3 separate regions of the Homo sapiens genome follow, and all the other regions are linked to region 2. Evidence: chromatin contacts called from ENCODE Hi-C or POLR2A ChIA-PET data. All regions are on one chromosome and are shown on one strand. Each heading gives the region's core, a stretch centred on a gene start or an enhancer-like site at or near the end of the contact. The rest is flanking DNA. Distances are from core to core; before and after follow the strand shown.

Region 1 (3,137 bases), core at 588-3,087, 210 kb after region 2:
GCCGAGTGTTGCTGAGGCTGCGTCTTGGGTGCGCAGCTCCGGCCCAGCCTCACCCAGGGGAACGCCTCGCAGGTGCTCACGGACGATGGAGAGGTCCGCGCCCAGGGTGGGAGTCCGCGCTTCCGGGTGTGTCTGCAGCTCGGGGCGCTGGAGGGTGGGATGTGACCCCGAGACGGCGGCGGCCTGGCACGTGATGTATGTGTGTCCTTGTCTGATGTGTCGGTGTCCCCGATGGACCGGGTTCCAGTCCCAGCTTTGCCACTCCCCGGCTTGTGTGCCTTGGGGCAGGTGACTACCCCGCGCTGTGCCTCAGTTGCCTCATCTGTACAATGGGCATGATTAAAAAATACCTGTCTCAGAGGGCGGTTGTGAGGATTGAGAGGTAATTCTGTACGTGTAAAACGCTGCGGACGATACCTGGCACAGACTAAATACTCATAAGAATAAATACATTAAATAAACTATGATCATGTATCTTTTGTATGAGGCAAGTGCTGTGGTTGTGTAATGTCTGCGTAACCGCACGGGAAACGTGGGTATTTGCGACCCGTGTGTCTGTGCGCGTGTCTGTGTCTGTGTTGTGGGTGTGTGACTCTTTGTATGTGTTATGTGTGCCAGTGTGTGTTTATGTATGTGATGTGTGACTGTGGTGGGGTTCTGTGTCTTTGTAACCTTGTGTGAAAGGTGTGTGTATTTGTGATGTGTGTGTCCATGTCTGTTTAGGTATGTGATGTGTGCAACTCTGTGTGTCTGTGTATTTGATCTGTGTGCCTATGTCTGTGCTTATGTATGTGTGACTGTGTATATGTGCATGTTATATGTGTCTGTATGTATCAGTGTGTGGTGTATTTATGTGTATTTTTGCATGTGATTTATGTAGCCCTGTATGTATGAGTTGTGTGTGCCCGCATGCATGTGTATGTAGTGTGTCTGTGTGTATCCATGTGAGTGAAGCTTGTGTCCGTGTGAGTGATGCATGTTACGTGTCCGTATACATGCATGTATTATGTTTCTGTGTACTCATGTATGTGATGTGCCTGTCTCTGTGTAGCTGCTGTGTCCGTGTCTATGTTAGTTCATGTGATGTGTGTGTCTGCGTGTGTCTGTGCAATTGCTGTCTGTGCATGTCTGTGTGACGTGCATGTATGTGATACTTGTGTCTGTGGGTATTCTTTGTTGCCCATTTGTCTAGGGACTGTCTGCGTGGCTGTGACTATGAGTGTCAGCATGTCACAGTGGTGTCCGTGGGGATCTTTGTCTGTGGCGTGTGCGTCTGTGGATCTGGGGCTTTACTTTGTCCGGGGCATGTGTGGGTCTTTGTGATGCTTTGACGTTCCTGCGTGGCCGGGTGCATCTGTGCTGGAAGCTGGCCTGCCTGTGCGTTTCCAGTGCGGTCCCTGCGTCTTTGTGTGTGACGTGTACGTGTCCCCGTCTGCTGATGGCTGTCCACCTTTGTATGTGATGCGCTTGTCTATGAGGGTCCCTGCGACGTGTGTCAGCTGTGTGTGGGCTGCGCGTGCCTGACATCTGCATCTTAGCGTGTAGCACATGTGTCCATGCTGGTGGCATGTCACAGCGGTGTCCGGGCCAGGCACCCGTGGGCCCTGCCCCCCCACCCCCGCTGCAAGTGTGTGCCGGTCCCTGTCTGTCCCTCCCCCTCCCATTTCCTCCCCTCCCTCCTGGCAGCCAATGCTACGGGGGAGCCAGTTGCCATGACGACGCTCCATCCTCCCTCCTCCCACCCTTCCTGTGACAGGCTCTCTGCTCCCCCAATCCTGGCTGCCCTCGGGGGCGGGGCCCTCTTTCTCGCCCCCCCCATCCTACCCTCTCCCCCCCACCCCAGCAACCCCGGCTCCCCAGCATCTCTCCTCTGTCCGCCTCTCCATCCCTTCATCCGTCTGTCCCTTCAAAGAGGGGGAGGGGGGTACCTGAGCCAGCAAGCAGCCCCTCCCTCCCCCTGTCCTGCGTCTCCTGCCCCTCTCCTGGGCCGGGAGGAGGCCAGGGTCGCGCGGGTCCCCATGGCTGGGGGCTGAGGGCCCGCCCCCCCCTCCTCCCCAGCCGCCACCACCTCCACCTCCCTGCCATCCTCGACAAGATGCCTGCCCCCGGCGCCCTCATCCTCCTTGCGGCCGTCTCCGCCTCCGGCTGCCTGGCGTCCCCGGCCCACCCCGGTGAGTCTGTCGGGCCATCAGTCTGTCCGGTGGCCCCCACCCCCGCGGCGGCCTCGCTGTCTGCCCAGGGGTCTGTCTGCGGGTCCTGCCCCGTCACCTGGTGCGCGTCTTCCCGCAGCCCAGCAGGGCCCGGAGCGGCGGGGACGGTGCCTCTGTCAGCAGGGCCTGTGGGAGGGAGGCTGGGGGCTGGGTGGGGAGGGGGCTCCGTTTGGGCAACATGTGTGTATGCGTGCACGCATGTGTTTGTGCTGGTGTGTGCAGGAAGAAGGGGAAGGACAGGGCCTCTGGGAGAATTGGGGGCAGAGGACAGGAATACTATTTCTAAGGGGGACACAACACGGGAGGCTGTCTCTGGCTTCTGGAGAGACCCAGGGCTTGCGGAGTTCCCTTCTCTGGGTCTTGGGCTGGGGATAGAGAACATCGGTGTGCGCCAAGCGTCCCTAAAAGAGACAGATCTCAACCCCACAAACTGGGGGGTTCCAGCATGGGGCAAGAATCTTCTCCCAGCCTGCAGCTGAGAGCTAGTCCTCCTCCCCAACGAGGGGTAATGAGGCTGTCCACGGGAGCGTATTTTAAATTCTGCAAGCTCCAGACTTCACTATCACTCCTCTTTCCTTCAACCCTCATTGGAATTCATCCAAGCCTGGGGTGAGGGGATGGGGTGGGATGAGGTGGCGGGGGTCCCAGTTTGGGACGAGAAGAGAGACCCCACCCCCAATCCAACCACTTGGGAAGGCCCCAAACTACAACTCCCACAATGCCTTGGGCCACTCTGCACCTCTGCCAAGGGACCCTGGTCGCAGAGCATCACGGGAGTTGTAGTCCAAGACGTGCCGGGACGGGAGGGGGCATGATTCCGGTATCCAGGGACTTGAAGCTGGGACCCCAGCCCAGCCCTGTGCCCACAGATGGATTCGCCCTGGGCCGGGCTCCTCTGGCTCCTCCCTACGCTGTGGTCCTCATTTC
Region 2 (3,489 bases), core at 1-2,500:
TCGCACCCGCCCCTCATCCTCCCCCTGGGGAGCTCGCGCCTGCGCCTCACTGGTCCAGTGACGGACGATGCCTTGCACCGTGAACTCCGTAGGCTCCGCCGCCTCCTCTGGGATCTTGAGCAGCAGGAGCTGCCAGCCAATTATCGCCATGGGCCTCCCGTGGCCACGTCTCCTTGAGAACCAATACCAAACGAGCGCGCGAACCTTGAAATGTCACGGGCTTCTACGGACAGGAGCCCGCCTGAGCGCAAAGCTTTCTGGGAGTTGTAGTTCTTATCCCGCGTGGAATGTTGGGAGATTGAGTTTTCGGGAAGTAGCGGATGGGACGGTGGGAGCATGGGCTTAGGATGTGAATGCCAGGGAGCAATAAAGGTATCCGTGGTATCGGCAGCGCCTCGATTGTTAAGACTCAGGGGCGCTAATGATGATTTTCTGCAGAACAAGGTTGCAGGGCCCTTGTCTGGGCCCCTGCCGAGTCTGAGGAGGTATTTATAGCCACGGCCTTGGCTCGCCCTTTTGCATGTAATCCAACCCAAGAGCAGAGGAGCCTCCCACACCCCTCAGAACACGGCCCTAAGCTTGCTCTGCCGATTATAAGGCCCTCAGTCCTGCCAGTGGGAACCAGCGATTCTCCCTTCGACACCCCCCCAAATCCATACTCCAGCCCCCTCCTCCCTCAGACCCAGGAATCTAAGTCCCCAGCCCCCTCTGGACCTTTCTGCCTGCCGGGCACACCGCCGAATCCGAACACCTCTGTCCCTGTTCCCAACACCCCAGAGGCCCCTGCCTCTTTTTCTTTAAACCCAGGACTCCAGGTCCCCATCCCTCTCCTTTCTTGGATCCAGGAATCTGGGCCCCCCGTTTGAACTTTTCACTCCCCTGAACTTGACTCCAGTTGCTGCGTCAGGGAAAAAGTAGGCGACAGGTGGCACCTGCCGGTAGGGCCAGGACACGACCACCTGCCGCTGCTGCTCACCCGGCGCCCCTCTCCGGGCACCTGCTTCTGTCAGTCCGCCTGCCACCGTTCCCCCCGACCCCACAACCCCAGGACGTGCAGGAGGAGCGAGCCGGGGAACCCTGACGTCCCCGCTCTCACCCCCCAGCATCCCCCAAGGCCCGCACAGGCCCTCCCAGCGGGTGCTCCCACCCCTTCTCAGGGTCCCCGGCGGGGCTCCCGTCACACCCCAGGAAGGTGGGTTGGAGGCGGTCCCAGGCTGGTGGGGCGGAGCCTGTGGTGTCCAGCCTCGGCCTCTAGACTCAACCCGCCCCAGAGCACAGCTTCGCCGAGCCCACCTGGTGAGAAGCCCCTGGGGTGGACGGGGGGGGCGCACTCCTCAACGGTTCTATCCCCTCTCTGGTCCCAGTCCCTTCCCCAGAGAACCTGGTGGCTGACACCCTACTCACTCCTTCTCAGATGCAGGTCACAGGGGCCCTTCTATTCCTCAGAAACCTGTCAGGGCCCCGTTCCCCTCTCCACCCAGGATCTTGGATTCTCATCTCCTAAGAGTATTGAGTTCCAGCCCTTAACCTCCTTCTCCTTCAAGATTCCAGACTCCAGGCCCCTCTGCTTCCTCCCTTTCCTAGACACAGGGGTCCCAACCCGCAACCCTTCCTCCTCAGGACCCAGGAGTCCCAGATTCCAGGTCCCTCCCCTCCCAGGATCCCAGGGTTGAGACCCTCAGCCCTGTCTTTCAGACCAGGTGTCTGGGTCCCCAGCTTCCTCCTTCCTCGGAGCAAGGTGTCCGGGTGTGCAGCCCCCTCCTCTACAGCCCCTGGGATCCGGAAGTTATGGCCCAAGGCTGCTCCTATTCCCACCTCCTTCGGGCCCTTTCCCTGCTGAATTCACTCTCAGGGGCGGCCTCCTGACCTCCACTCTGAGCCAGCCCTCTATGGGGCCCCTGCCCTGCCCCCTCTCCGTCCAGGTCCCCATCCCGGCCTTGGCAATGACCCTGGCGGCTTCCTCCCAGCGTTCCCAAATCATTCGCTCCAAGTTCCGATCTGGTGAGAGAGGGCTCTCTTTATGCGTGGGGGATGGGATCCTGAGAATGCTGTACTCTGGGGTGGGAAGGGAGGGGTGGTAGGTCCCATGAGGCCTGTGTTTTTTGTGCAAAAGGTCATGTTGCATAAAGGAGGCCCAAGCACAGGGGTCCGGCTGTGGTGGATCAACGAGTGTGCAAATGGCTAGTAGCATGCTCACGGGGGGAGCAATGGGGATTGGAGGCCAGGGGTAGGCGTGCAGAGGGCTCAAGCACTGAAGAGAAACAAAGGCTTATACTGGCGCACACGCAGGGGCAGAAGAGCAGAGGAGGGACCTCAGAGGACCAGTGTGGGAGTTTGGGTGAGGGGACAATGAGCTGTCAAGCTGTGAAAGTGTCAAAGGTCTTGTTTTAGGTCCCAGGGCAGGCAAAAAGTCTGCAAGTATAGCCGGGTGTGGTGGCGCATGCCTGTAATCCCAGCTACTTGGGAGGTTGAGGCGGGAGAATCGCTTGAACCCGGGAGGAGGAGGTTGCGGTGAGCCGAGATCACGCCATTGCACTCCAGCCTGGGCAACAAGAGCGAAACTCCATCTCAAAAAAAAAAAAAAAAAAAAAAAAGAAGTGTGCAAGTGTTTCGAACTACAGATCAGTTCCTGAGAAGGCAAAGGGTACTTGAGTGTGCACGTGAGCGTGCCTATGTGGTTGGATGGGTACAAAGACACCAGCAATCAAAGAGCAAGGAGTATACAAAAAGGCGCATATGTCCAGAGAAAAGCAGAAATGTGCAGAGAGATCCTTGCTCCCAAATTGGGGGACAAACCCTGACTGTGCACATAAGAAAGTGAACATTCATCCAGGTGGGGCGCGGTGGCTCTTACCTGTAATCCCAGCACTTTGGGAGGCCAAGGCAGGTGGATCACCTGAGGTCAGGAGTTCAAGACCAGCCTGGCCAACATGGCGAAACCATGTCTCTACTAAAAATACAAAAAAATGACGCCGGGCAAGGTGGCTGATGCCTGTAGTCCTAGCACTTTGGGAGGCCAAGGCGGGCGGATTGCCTGAGCTCAGGAGTTCGAGACCAGCCTGGGCAACACGGTGAAACCCCATCTCTACTAAAATACAGAAAATTAGCCGGGTGTGGCGGCGTGCACCTCTAGTCCCAGCTACTGGGGAGGCTGAGGCAGGAGAATTGCTTGCACCCGGGAGGTGGAGGTTGCAGTGAGCTGAGATCGCACCACTGCACTCCAGCCTGGGTGACAGAGCGATACTCTGTCTCAAAAAATAATAATAATAATAATTAGCCGGGTGTGGTGGTGAGCACCTGTAATCCCAGCTACTTGGGAGGTTAAGGCAGGAGAATCGCTTGAACCTGGGAGGCAGAGGTTGCAGTGAGCTGAGATTGTGACATTGTCCTCAAGCCTGGGTGACAGAGCGAGACTTTGTCTCAAAAAAAAAAAAAAAAAAGATAGTTAACATTCATCCTGGGCAACACAGCAAGACCCTGTCTCTACAA
Region 3 (3,200 bases), core at 182-2,681, 230 kb after region 2:
AGGCCAGAGAAATCAGGTAGGCCAGGGCATGAGGGCCTGGTGGGCTGTGGGAAGTTGCGGCTTAAAGCCGTTGGCACTGGGGAGCTCTGGGGAGGTTGAGCACTGGAGAGGACCTTTCCCACCCTGCCTGGAGAAGCCCTGGTGCAGCCCTTCCGTTCACAAAGTGGGTGCTGAGGCCCAGATTGTGCGGGGGTCTTATCTGAGGCCACACAGCTAGGTGGGAGGGCCTGCCTCAGTTTCACCGGGACAGGGGCTCACCAGGTCTCTCCCCTCGCAGCCAGGCTCTCCCGGCTCTCGCTGGCGCTGCCGCCGCTCACGCTCACGCCATTCCCGGGGCCGGGCCCGCGGCGGCCCCCGTGGGAGGGCGCGGACGCCGGGGCGGCTGGCGGGGAGGCCGGCGGGGCGGGAGCGCCGGGGCCGGCGGAGGAGGACGGGGAGGACGAGGACGAGGACGAGGAGGAGGACGAGGAGGCGGCGGCGCCGGGCGCGGCGGCGGGGCCGCGGGGCCCCGGGAGGGCGCGAGCAGCCCCGGTGCCCGTCGTGGTGAGCAGCGCCGACGCGGACGCGGCCCGCCCGCTGCGGGGGCTGCTCAAGTCTCCGCGCGGGGCCGACGAGCCAGAGGACAGCGAGCTGGAGAGGAAGCGCAAGATGGTCTCCTTCCACGGGGACGTGACCGTCTACCTCTTCGACCAGGTGCGGAACCCGAGAGGGCGCGGTTTCGGGGTCGCGGCCTGGAGGGAGCAGGAGCCTAGAGCCGGGAAGGGCCTGGCGGGAGGCCGAGCTTAGAGTTGGGCGGGGCCTGGAGGGAGGCGGAGCTGGAGTGGGGCGGGGCCTGAAGGGAGGCCGAGCTAGGGTGGGGCGGGGCCTGGAGGGAGGCCGAGTTAGAGTGGGGCGTGGCCTGAAGGGAGGCCGAGCTGGAGTGATGCGGGGCCTGGAGGGAGGGCAAGCTGAATTGGGGTGGGACCTAAGGGGAGCCCCAATCTAGAGTGGGGCGGGGCCTGGGGCGGGGCCGAGCTAGAGTGGGGCGGGGCCCAGGGAGAGGGCGGGCTGGGGGGCGGAGCCCAGGGCGGGGCCTGGAGGGAGGTCGAGCCTAGAGGTGCAGGGCCTGGGGCGGGGCCTAGACGAAGGCTGAGCTTAGGGTGGGGCGGGGTCTACAGCAGGGTTTGAAGGCAGGCTGAGCCTAGAGCGGGGGCGGGGCCTGGAAGGAGACCGCGCCTAGGATCGGGACAGAGTCTGGATCCGGGCCTGAGGGAGGCCAAGTCTGTGGCGCGGCAAGAGGAGGCCTGGAGAAAATCCAAGGCTGGAATGGGGGCGGAGCCTAGGGCGGGGCGGATGGAGCAGGGCGCGGGAAGGGCCTGAGGGGTGAAGGCGGGGTCTGGGGAGAGACTGGTCAGGGAAATGGGGCGGGACTAGGAAGATGGGAGGAGGCTTTGAGTGTGAGGGCAGGGCCTGGCAATGGGGCAGGGCCAGGAGTATGGGCCGAGCCTAGAGCTGGGGCGGGACCTAGGGTGAGGGCAGGGCTTGTGACGGGGGCGTGGTCTAGAGGGCGAGGAGAGGTCTGGAGAGAGAGTGTGGGTCTGGAAGGAAAGAGGGGGTACTGGGTAGTCAAGTATGGGATCCTGGAGAGGCTAGGGAGGAAGTGTTGAGAAGAGGCCTGGATGGTGAAGGGGCCTAGTGAGAGTTTGGGCATGGTTTGTTGACTAGAGTTCTAGTGTCTGTAGGCTGGTTCGGGTTGGAGCAGATCTTACCCACTAGGGAAGGGCCATGGCTAGGCTGCAGGTGGGCTTCAGAGATGGAGCAGGCAGTCTTAACGTATTCTGGGGTGAGGTCAGGGATGAGCGAACCTAACGACTGGGACGGGTCTTTAGAGAGATGGGTTGAGGAATGTGTTAAGAGTTAGGCCTGTCCCGGGTGGCTCACGCCTGTAATCCCAGCACTTTGGGAGGCCGAGGCGGGAGGATCACTTGAGGTCAAGAGTTCGAGACCAGCCTAGCCAAAATGGCGAGACCTCGTCTCTTAAAAAGAAAAAAATTATCTTGGTGTGGTGGTGCGCATCTGTAGTCCCAGCTACTTAGGAGGCTCAGGTGGGAGGATCGCTTGAGCCCAGGAGGTTGAGGCTGCATTGAGCCATGATCACAACACTGCTCTCCAGCCTGGGCGACAGTGAGACTCTGTCTAAAACAAAAAGAAAAACACAGGATATGGTGTTGAAGAGAAAAAGGGAGGGCGAGTGGTGCTGAGGAACTGGGACCTTGTCTAGATGAACCTGGGGCGGGCATACTGGGCTGAGATTATGAAAGGAATGGAAACAAGGCCAAGAACTGGGGCCTGGGCCACTGAAATGTTTTCAGAGGGGTGGGACTTGGAGGGCGGGAGCAGGTCTACTTCTGAGGGAGGGCTCAGGGGCAGGGTCACAGCATCCAGCACGGCATGCGCTCAGGATGGGGCAGGGGTTGGGAGGGCCACTGGAGCAGGTCAAGATCTCAGAGGTGGGTGGGACTGACGTGGACGGGGTGGGGCTTATGGAGATCGCTTTGGGTTAGGGGATCCGGTGGAGGCCTCACGTTAATGAGCCAGGAGAGAATCCCTGCGTTGGGCTACTTAGCTGTGCGCGGGGCTCCGCTGTCAGGAAAGGAGCCTCTGGCCAGGTTGAGGTTAAGGCTGGCCCAAGGCTTCGAAGCCAGATTAGGGGCTCCAGCCACCTCTCCAGAGCGTGCGAGTCAGTGATTACAAATTGGGATTCCTAGAGCCCCAGAAATATTAGCCGGTTTTGTTGCTTTTGGGGGATGCGGTAAATGGGACGTGAAGGTTTGTCCCCTCTGGCTTCCCCCTAATCTGCCTTCACAGGAGACGCCAACCAACGAGCTGAGCGTCCAGGCCCCCCCCGAGGGGGACACGGACCCGTCAACGCCTCCAGCGCCCCCGACACCTCCCCACCCCGCCACCCCCGGAGATGGGTTTCCCAGCAACGACAGCGGCTTTGGTGAGGACGGGCCCTATGGGGCGGGAGGGGGCGGGAGCCATGGGGCGGACGGGGCGGGGTCTATGGGGTGGGAGGGGCTTGGTCGGGAGGGGCGGGACCAGAGGGCGGGAGTGCCGCAGGTGTCTGCAGCCTGACCGCGGTCTTTCCTTCTGCCGCAGGAGGCAGTTTCGAGTGGGCGGAGGATTTCCCCCTCCTCCCCCCTCCAGGCCCCCCGCTG

Evidence for each region. Hi-C counts contacts between places; a loop is a spot of excess contacts on that map. ChIA-PET counts read pairs that join two places held with the same protein, here RNA polymerase II (POLR2A). Pooled maps may share reads with other maps.
Region 1: a map of CD8-positive, alpha-beta T cell shows a loop between it and region 2 (11-fold over the local background). The contact joins the promoter of LMTK3 here to the promoter of MAMSTR in region 2. A Hi-C loop is called at or near these places in 5 of 168 maps with a recorded cell type or tissue (CD4-positive, alpha-beta T cell, CD8-positive, alpha-beta T cell, HL-60/S4 and 1 more), 2 of 37 single-sample maps with no recorded cell type and 13 of 50 pooled maps. POLR2A ChIA-PET finds 5 or more read pairs at or near these places in 6 of 52 experiments (A673, BJ, HEK293 and 3 more).
Region 3: a loop to region 2 is called in a pooled map, with 5 times the contacts of the local background. The contact joins the enhancer-like site here to the promoter of MAMSTR in region 2. A Hi-C loop is called at or near these places in 3 of 168 maps with a recorded cell type or tissue (CD4-positive, alpha-beta T cell, HL-60/S4 and naive thymus-derived CD4-positive, alpha-beta T cell), 7 of 37 single-sample maps with no recorded cell type and 10 of 50 pooled maps. POLR2A ChIA-PET finds 5 or more read pairs at or near these places in 6 of 52 experiments (CD4-positive, alpha-beta T cell, HEK293, K562 and 3 more).

Annotation. Positions count from the first base shown.
Region 1 is chr19:48,510,535-48,513,671 of GRCh38, reverse strand. It overlaps LMTK3 (lemur tyrosine kinase 3), which reads left to right and starts at 1,837. Exons shown (of 15, transcript NM_001388485.1): 1 at 1,837-2,171; 2 at 3,080-3,137. The coding sequence starts at 2,096.
Region 2 is chr19:48,717,486-48,720,974 of GRCh38, reverse strand. MAMSTR (MEF2 activating motif and SAP domain containing transcriptional regulator) reads left to right here and starts at 1,250. Exons shown (of 10, transcript NM_001130915.2): 1 at 1,250-1,296; 2 at 1,923-2,001. The coding sequence starts at 1,944. It overlaps RASIP1 (Ras interacting protein 1), which reads left to right. Exons shown (of 12, transcript NM_017805.3): 12 at 1-390. The coding sequence ends at 177. RefSeq lists a cis regulatory region at 1-467 and an enhancer at 1-609.
Region 3 is chr19:48,491,187-48,494,386 of GRCh38, reverse strand. LMTK3 (lemur tyrosine kinase 3) reads left to right here. Exons shown (of 15, transcript NM_001388485.1): 12 at 278-693; 13 at 2,848-2,983; 14 at 3,142-3,200. Among named protein-coding and RNA genes, the nearest start is that of LMTK3, 19 kb to the left of the region's middle. RefSeq lists an enhancer at 1-471 and silencers at 484-533, 724-1,203, 1,033-1,224, 1,224-1,433, 3,013-3,092 and 1 more. Within about 2 kb of position 1,431, at least 26 of the 41 ENCODE cell types and tissues checked have a DNase peak (open chromatin) inside an H3K27ac peak, as active enhancers do; they include PC-9, where a contact is called at or near this core.